Linked DNA regions of Homo sapiens: region 2 is linked to region 1. The links are chromatin contacts, found by Hi-C or POLR2A ChIA-PET in ENCODE. All regions are on one chromosome and are shown on one strand. Each heading gives the region's core, a stretch centred on a gene start or an enhancer-like site at or near the end of the contact. The rest is flanking DNA. Distances are from core to core; before and after follow the strand shown.

Region 1 (3,767 bases), core at 879-3,378:
TGTGTGTGTGAGGAGGAGAGGAGTGTCACATGCATGGGGAGTGCCATGTGTGTGAGGAGGAGTGCCGTGTGTGTGAGGAGTGCCGTGTGTGAGGGGTGCCATGTGTGAGGAGTGTCACGTGTGTGAGGCCAGCCCTCGTGCCAGCCTCAGGCGGTGCTCAGTCTCCAGGCAGCTTTGTGCCCTGGATGGAAGGGCAGTGATGACCTGACGCCACCCAAGGTCTCCTGGGCAGCCCTCCCCAGTGGACACTGAGGATCCCAGTGCCACCCTTCTCCCATCTTCTGCAGAGGTTGAGCTACTCCAGCTGGAGCTGTGAACACCAGCCAGCAAACCCCAGGCCAACCACTGGGACCACTGGGCCTCACAATCAGCCCTCCTGCCCGGGAAGTAAGCCAGGCTAGTGACTGCTCCACAAGATGCCAGTGCTGTTTGTAAACACACGACCCGGCTCACGAGACCTCTTCCTTGACTGTCAGAGGGGCTGTGCTGTGAGGACACGGGCTTCTCGACCCCAGAGGGAGCTGGGGTCCACTCATGGGTGGGGCAGGCCTGCTGCCAGGACACCCAGGACCCCATGGTAACCTGTAAACCTCCCCCCGCCACCCACCCACTGTGTGCCAAGTTCCAACAGGGACCTGAAGCAGGTGCTGCTAGGCTGCCCACATACCAGCCTGGAAGGGGCCATGCAACCTGGTGGTTCCCTGTGCTCCGGAACTAAGGCAGAGCAGGGAGGGAGCCTCCCCAGAAGGCTGACAAGGACCCTGGGGGCTGTCACTCAGAAGACAGGGAAAACCTGGGGCAAGGGCTCCCGCCAGCGACATCGGTCAGCCCAGCGACAGCGCTCCATCCAAGCAGCCGCTGCTTATGTGCAAAATCACAAAGGCTGTCTGAGGACCCTGTCCAAGCAGCCACTGCTTAGGTGCAGTCACAGAAGCCATCTGCGGACCGAAAGAGCATCGAGGCCGGCAGCTTTTGCACTGTTTGCCTGCCTTTAGCAGAACAGCTCTGCCTTCTTTAGAGGAAGCTGCGAAGATGCTGATAGACCGAAGGCGGCCCCACATGATCCGCTGGGCTCCCCCAGCCCTGTCTGAGCCTGCAGGGGCTCCTGGAAGCCACAGCATGAAGCCCCCCCTCTGTCCCAGCATGTCTGCTCATGGGGAGATGGGGGCCCGTGGGTGAGGCAAGTTCCCTCTCACATTCCATGCCGGCCCCAGATGAGTCAGTTTAATCCTGTAAGCCTGGGTCCGGGCGCTGCCCCTTTCTGAACATAGCATTGGGTTGAAAGCCAGCCCCACGGTTCATTGACACATTGTTGAGGACTGCTTTCCCACGACAACAGCAGAGGCGCGTGACAGAGCGCAGCATGGCCCACAAAACTGAAAATGTTCAGGATATGCCTCATTCACAGAGCTGTTTGGCTGTCCCCTGCCAAAAACAATCAAACAACGGAGCTCCAGGGTGGATCCAGGAAGGAGAAGGAGCAGATTGGGCTGGGAGGGGCTGACAGCACCCGGTCGGGTTAGACATGGGTCGTCTGAGCCGCAGCTGAACCTGGCGTTGGAAATCTCCCGTCTGAGTGGCTTACTACACAGCTTCAGCACACTGGGCCTCCACGACCGGACCCAGGGGCTTCCTTCTGAGGAGTTATCTTCATATCTTGAAGTTGGTGGAGGGATCGCAAGACCCTTTTGCTGGAAGGGAGTTAAAGAGCCAGAAACCCTTCCGGCCTCTTGTCACCTCCTCTGATTTAGCACCTGCTGTTTCTGTGATATTTTATAGACTTACCTGACCTCCAGAAAATTCAAGGAGTTTGCCAGTGGGGGACTGTCAAGCTGCTGGAGAGGTGGTCGTCACGATTTAAGCCCGTACTCACACGCTTGCTGGATAAACAAGAACCCCCTCCCTCTGCGGGTGACACCCCCAGCGTGTGACAGTTTTTAGAATCAGAACTGCTGAGGGGCACTGTCAGGTTCCCCCGTAAGCAATTATACCCACCTTGGCCCTGCGGATTTCAGAGAAGACATGTTGGTCCCTTTGATTTTAAAAAGTCAATCTCTGCATGAAGACATTGAAACAAACAAGAGGGCTTGGGCATCAGCTACAGACATGCAGTGAGTCACAGCAGCACACTTTCCCGACCTTTGCCCCGCGTCTGACAGAAGGGAAGTGAACCTCTTTTGACACAGCCCTTGTGAAGTCCCCTTAGCTTTGTCGTGTTCTTTCCTGTGAGCAGAGCTCAAGGCACATGGCTTTGCCACTTCTGCAGCGGACCTTAAAGTGGAAGAACGCGCCTTCACATGCTGGCTGGAAATGCGAAGTTCCCGAACACCCAGACAGTGTTCCTGCCAGTGTCCTGGCTGGTTTTACAGTGTGAACACTGGGGCTTCTCCTTAAGTGTCCCGGCTTCAAGTCAGCCCTGCAGGTTTTCCTCCTCTGTGTGCAGCCTCTCCTGGAGGACCCTCTCATGCCTAGCCCCAGGGTGGATGAACACTGGATCCTCCACAGGGCTTACTCCTTCTCCAAGTGACCCTCCTGCCAGGGCAGCCCCTGTGCCCCATCTTGTGGTGACACACACACCTGGCAAACGTGAGTGTTTGGGGGCTCATAGACTACACAGAGCTCATTACAATTGCATCTTTTTGTTGTTGTTGTTGAGACAGAGTCTCACCCTGTCACCTAGGCTGGAGTGTAGTGGTGCGATCTCGGCTCACTGCAACCTCTGCCTCCCAGGTTCAAGCGATTCTCTTGCCTCATCCTTCTGAGTACCTGGGATTACAGGTGCCTATCACCACCCCGGGCTGATTTTTGTATTTTTAGTAGAGACAGGGTTTCACCATGTTGGCCAGGCTGGTCTCGAACTCCTGACCTCAAGTGATCCTCCCATTTTGGCCTCCCAAAGTGCTGGGATTACAGACGTGAGCCACCACTCCTGGTTGCATCTTTGATCCTCTAAATATCAATGGTTCCGTTACTGGTGCAAAGGAATGCACCTCTAAGGATAAACACTGGCAAGGTGTGTTAGTCTGTTCTCATGCTGCTGATAAAGACACACCTGAGACTGGGTAATTTATAGAGAAAAAGAGGCTTAATGGACTCACAGTTCCATGTGGCTGGGGAGGCCTCACAGTCTTGGCAGAAGGTGAAGGCAGGTCTTACATGGTGACAGCGAAGAGAGAGAAAGAGAGCCAAGTGAAAGGGGCTTCCTCTTATAAAACTATCATATCTCATGAGACCCTACCATAAGAACCGTGTGGGGGAAAACCCCATGACTCAATTATCTCCCACCAGGTCCCTCCCACAACATGTGGGAATTATGGGAGCTACAAGTGAAGATGAGATTTGGGTGGGGCCACAGCCAAACCATATATCACAAGGTGATTTGTTAGCCAAGCTAGATGAACAGGGGCTGAAATACTAGATGACATGATCATTGTCTCTGCTCTTTCCTGAGCATGGGCGGCCCCTCCAAAGATCACTCTCACCCTCCGGATCTCAGATCCAATATCACCTCTTCCGAGAGGCCTTCCTGACTACCGGACCCAAAGATGGGCTGCCATGCCCCGTCCCCAGCAGCTGCACCCGACGTCCTCACCATGTTGACTCTCTTGACGGCACAGAACCTGCCATCATTTTGGGTACTGGTGTGTTGTCCGTCTCCACCTGGAGGATGCCAGCTTCAGGGAAGTAGACATCACAGATGCATGGACCTTCAAGTCTGCAGTGCATAACACAGTGCTGTGCATAGGGAGGAGCCCCATAAATATTTG
Region 2 (3,767 bases), core at 515-3,014, 430 kb before region 1:
GCATGCATTATAGCAGCGGTAGGAACTTGCAGGGAGCTATAAATTAACTCCCTGGTGTGAGCCCCCTGCAGTACTCCCTCCCATGACATCCATGTCACAAACCAGCCAAGCTATCAGCGACATGGTTACAGGTAATGTTTCCTGGGTACTGTGTGCACCAGCCATGTTATCCTATTTAGTCCTTACAGCAATCCCAGGTAATAAGTTCTTCTAGGATCCCCATTTTACAGAGGACAAAACTGAGGCCTAGAAAGGTCAAGTAGGTAGTAAATGGCAAAGCTGAACAATAGGAAATAGCAAAGTTCACTTGCCTTACTACTAAGCTTTCCTATCACCAGTAGCAGGCTGAATAATGAGCTTCAAAGATATCAAGTCCTAATCCCTGCAACCTACGACTGTGACCTTATTTGGAAAAGGAATCTTTGCAGATGTGATTCAGTGAAGTATCTTCAGATGGAAAGATAATCCTGGATTTCCCAGGTACACCCTAAATGCAATCACAAGTGTCCTTATAAAAGAGAATCGGGGGGATTTATACACAGACACACACACACACACAAAGGAGAAGGCGGTATGAAGCTGGAATAGAGAAAAAACAAAGATGTTGACCTTGAAGATGGAGTAGGGCTGGGCGTGGTGGCTCACATCTGTAATCCCAGAACTTTGGGAGGCCAAAGTGGGCGGATGGCTTGAGCCCAGGAGTTTGAAACCAGCCTGGGCAATATAGCAAGACCCTATCTTTACAAAAAACACAAACATTAGCCAGACGTAGTGATGTGTGCCTATAGTCCCAGCTACTTGGGGGGCTGAGCTAGGAGGATTAATTGAACCCAGGAGGTGGAGGCTGCAGTGAGCCGAGACTGTGCCACTGTACTTCAGCCTGAGTGACAGAGCAAGACCCTGTCTCAAAAAAAAAAAAAAAAAAAAAAACAGCAGAAGAAAACAAAGGAGTGATGCAGCCACAAGCCAAGGAATGCCGGCAGCCACCAGAGGGCAGAGAGGCAAGGAATGGATTCTCCCAGAGCCTCCTGGGAGCACAGCCCTGCTGGCAACCTGATTTAGGCCCAGTGGTAACTATTTCAAATTTCTGGTCCTCAGAACTGTGAGAGGATACATTTCTCTTGTTTGAAGCCACCCAGTTCATGGGCCTTTGTTAGGGAAACCCGGGAAACTTACATATCTACGAAATTTCACGGCAGCTGTTCCCGTGGCTGGACAGCACAGCTTGGAGAGTTTTCTTTGTGTTGTAAAACCAACCAACCAACTTCTAACGTGCTAAGGCCAATCTCTCTTTTGTTGGACAGACCTTGGGGTATTTTAAAACTGGAAATCTTCCTTCTACCCCCGACTCCTCTCTTCCAGGGTAGGCCCCTATAACTTGGTTTTTGGTTTTTCATTAGCCAGGACACCCTCCTTTGGTTACCCTTAAATGGGGACCCTTTTCAGTGTCCCCCTTAAATGTGGCCCTAGAAAATGATGCTCTTGACTCTGGGTTTGTATGACCCAAGGCCACGGCAATGCGGATAATCTAAACTTCAGGCCCCAGAGCCCTTGCTCCACAGCCCTCCCCAACCACAGCTAGGAACACAAGTTCAGAACTTTGCCTCTATCTGGGTAAAGCACCCTGGGTTCTCCACGTCTGACAGTCTGGCCCTTGTTTCTTCCCGGGCAGCCGTGACTCATCTCTGGTTCAGCAGGGAAGGTGCCGGGGATGCTGTTTCCCTTAGCAATATGCAATTGGAATTCACTCTAAACTGCTGATCTGGAAACACTGGATTAGTGTGTCCTGCCCTATTAGAAGTGAAGCTGGGGCCGCGCAGCCTCCCCTCTTTGTGTTTGGCGGTCGCTCGAGCGGCCCTGTATCCTGACGCAATCTGGCAGTTCACTGTGCCAAGCAACACGGCAGAGTGTGACTGCCAACAAACCTAACCGTAAATAGAATCTAATATTTTTCCGGATGACTGACCAGGGTAAAAATAACTATTTGGAAAATACCTGTTTTCCAACCTTCTGTGCTCACGAAAGGGACAGGATTCTCACCCTGGAAGCCACAGAGCAGGAATCTATAGACAGTTCTCTGCAGAGCTTAGTGGGGTGCCGTGGGATGTGGACGTGGCGCGAAGTTCTAAGTGGATCTCAAGGCCACGTGCTGCGGGGTACAGGAGTGTTCTCAGTGTTTTGCTGGCAGAGCTGGGCTGGAAATTTTTAATACCTGGAGACCCCGGGGATGACCACTGTGAAAACCTCTCTTTCCGTGATTGATCCAGGAAACGTTTGTGGAGTGCCTGCTCTTTGCGGGGCACCAGGGATTCATCTGCCAGTGGGTGGAGGGCAAGTCCGCTCTCCCCACACAGCCTCATTCTGATAGGAGGGGAACGTTCCTGGTGATGGGGGGAAGATCTGACCCTGGAGCCCGCCACATCCACAGCTGGCTCTGGGAACTGGTCCACTCCCCCAACCCCTCGCCCACAGGACAACGAGAAGAGCCAATCAGAACCTTAGGCTGAACACGGGGTCTCCTGCCTGCAATCCCAGCGCTTTGTGAGGCCAAGGAGGAAGGATCTCTTGAGGCTGGGAGCTTGAGAACAGCCTGGGCTACTCAGTGAGACCTCGTCTCTACAAAAAAATTTAAAAATGAGCCAGCTGTGGTGGCGCATGGCTGTGGTGGTGCATGCCTGTGGTCCCAGCTACTCCAGAGGCTGAGATTGGAGCCTGGGAGCTGGAGGCTGCAGTGACCGGCGATCACGCCACTGCACTCCAGCCTGGGTGACAGAGTAAGACCCTGTCTCTATAAAAAACAAACAATAAAATTAATTAAATAAATAAATAAACCAGAACCTTAGACTCCTTTTCCTAGTTGGGTTCTAGAACGCCAAATAAAATAATTCAACTCTTCTGGAGCTCTACCCAACTCTTGGTCCTAAGCACTCATGAAGGTTGGAAAGGGCATGGCGGTTTTCCTGAGTGCACTGGGACAAAAGGCAGCCCCCGAGGGCGGGGGAGAGCCCATCACACTCTCAGGCAGGTCCCCGCCAGAGGGCTCCTAGGGAAGACAGCCTTGGGACACAGCTGGTTCATGTGCGTCTTCAGAGGACCAGCCTTGGGATCTTATGCAAGAAAATCACCTTCGTCCCCCTCAATTTCCTCTTCTGAAAAAAAAAATGAGCTTAAGGAGAGTAGTTGCCTCTTGGGGTTAGTCTAAGAATTTAAACGAAGCAATACCCACAGAGTGCTCAGAGCAGAGCCCAGAGCGCGTGAAGTGCGGGCAACTGCCAGCTGTGGTGTTATTGTGAACAAAGGGATGGTCCTCAATGTTGAGTCCCTTTTAAGGAAAAAGAACATGCAAATTAAATGATTAACGAATTCAAATTGGATATAAAGAGATTCCCTGTAACCCCTGTCACAAGGTTACAGTTCCAGACTCTTGAAAGCAACAGAAGTGCTCCCGTGAGGGGAAAGAATATTATATGATTGCTTTAGAAAGCCACTAGTTTTCAACCACCAATAATTATCATGGTGAAAACCAGGCTTCTTCTTGGAAACTTTATACACATTATAGGAACTGAAGAAAGCAGCTTATAAAATTACACATGTAGCAGGATTTAAATAAGGTTTAAAAAAAAAAACAAAAAAACCCTCAACCCTGCGTTCAATAAGGTCAAAACCTGGAAAGGAACAGGGAATAGAAAGAGCCGGGATCAGCTTCGCCTGTCTTTTGAGAGACCCCCTGGGAGTCCACAGCCTCCTCCACATCAGGCTTTCCTTCC

Evidence for each region. Hi-C counts contacts between places; a loop is a spot of excess contacts on that map. ChIA-PET counts read pairs that join two places held with the same protein, here RNA polymerase II (POLR2A). Pooled maps may share reads with other maps.
Region 2: a loop to region 1 is called in a pooled map, with 2.2 times the contacts of the local background. The contact joins two enhancer-like sites. A Hi-C loop is called at or near these places in 1 of 168 maps with a recorded cell type or tissue (ascending aorta) and 2 of 50 pooled maps. POLR2A ChIA-PET finds 5 or more read pairs at or near these places in 2 of 52 experiments (PC-9 and activated T-cell).

Annotation. Positions count from the first base shown.
Region 1 is chr21:41,662,751-41,666,517 of GRCh38, reverse strand. LOC107985478 (a long non-coding RNA gene) reads left to right here. Exons shown (of 3, transcript XR_001755103.2): 3 at 288-854. Among named protein-coding and RNA genes, the nearest start is that of LINC00111, 15 kb to the left of the region's middle. Within about 2 kb of position 2,128, at least 6 of the 41 ENCODE cell types and tissues checked have a DNase peak (open chromatin) inside an H3K27ac peak, as active enhancers do; they include PC-9 and ascending aorta, where a contact is called at or near this core.
Region 2 is chr21:42,092,253-42,096,019 of GRCh38, reverse strand. All of the region lies in intron 6 of UMODL1 (uromodulin like 1), which reads right to left. Among named protein-coding and RNA genes, the nearest start is that of UMODL1-AS1, 14 kb to the left of the region's middle. RefSeq lists an enhancer at 2,138-2,643. Within about 2 kb of position 1,764, at least 9 of the 41 ENCODE cell types and tissues checked have a DNase peak (open chromatin) inside an H3K27ac peak, as active enhancers do; they include PC-9 and ascending aorta, where a contact is called at or near this core.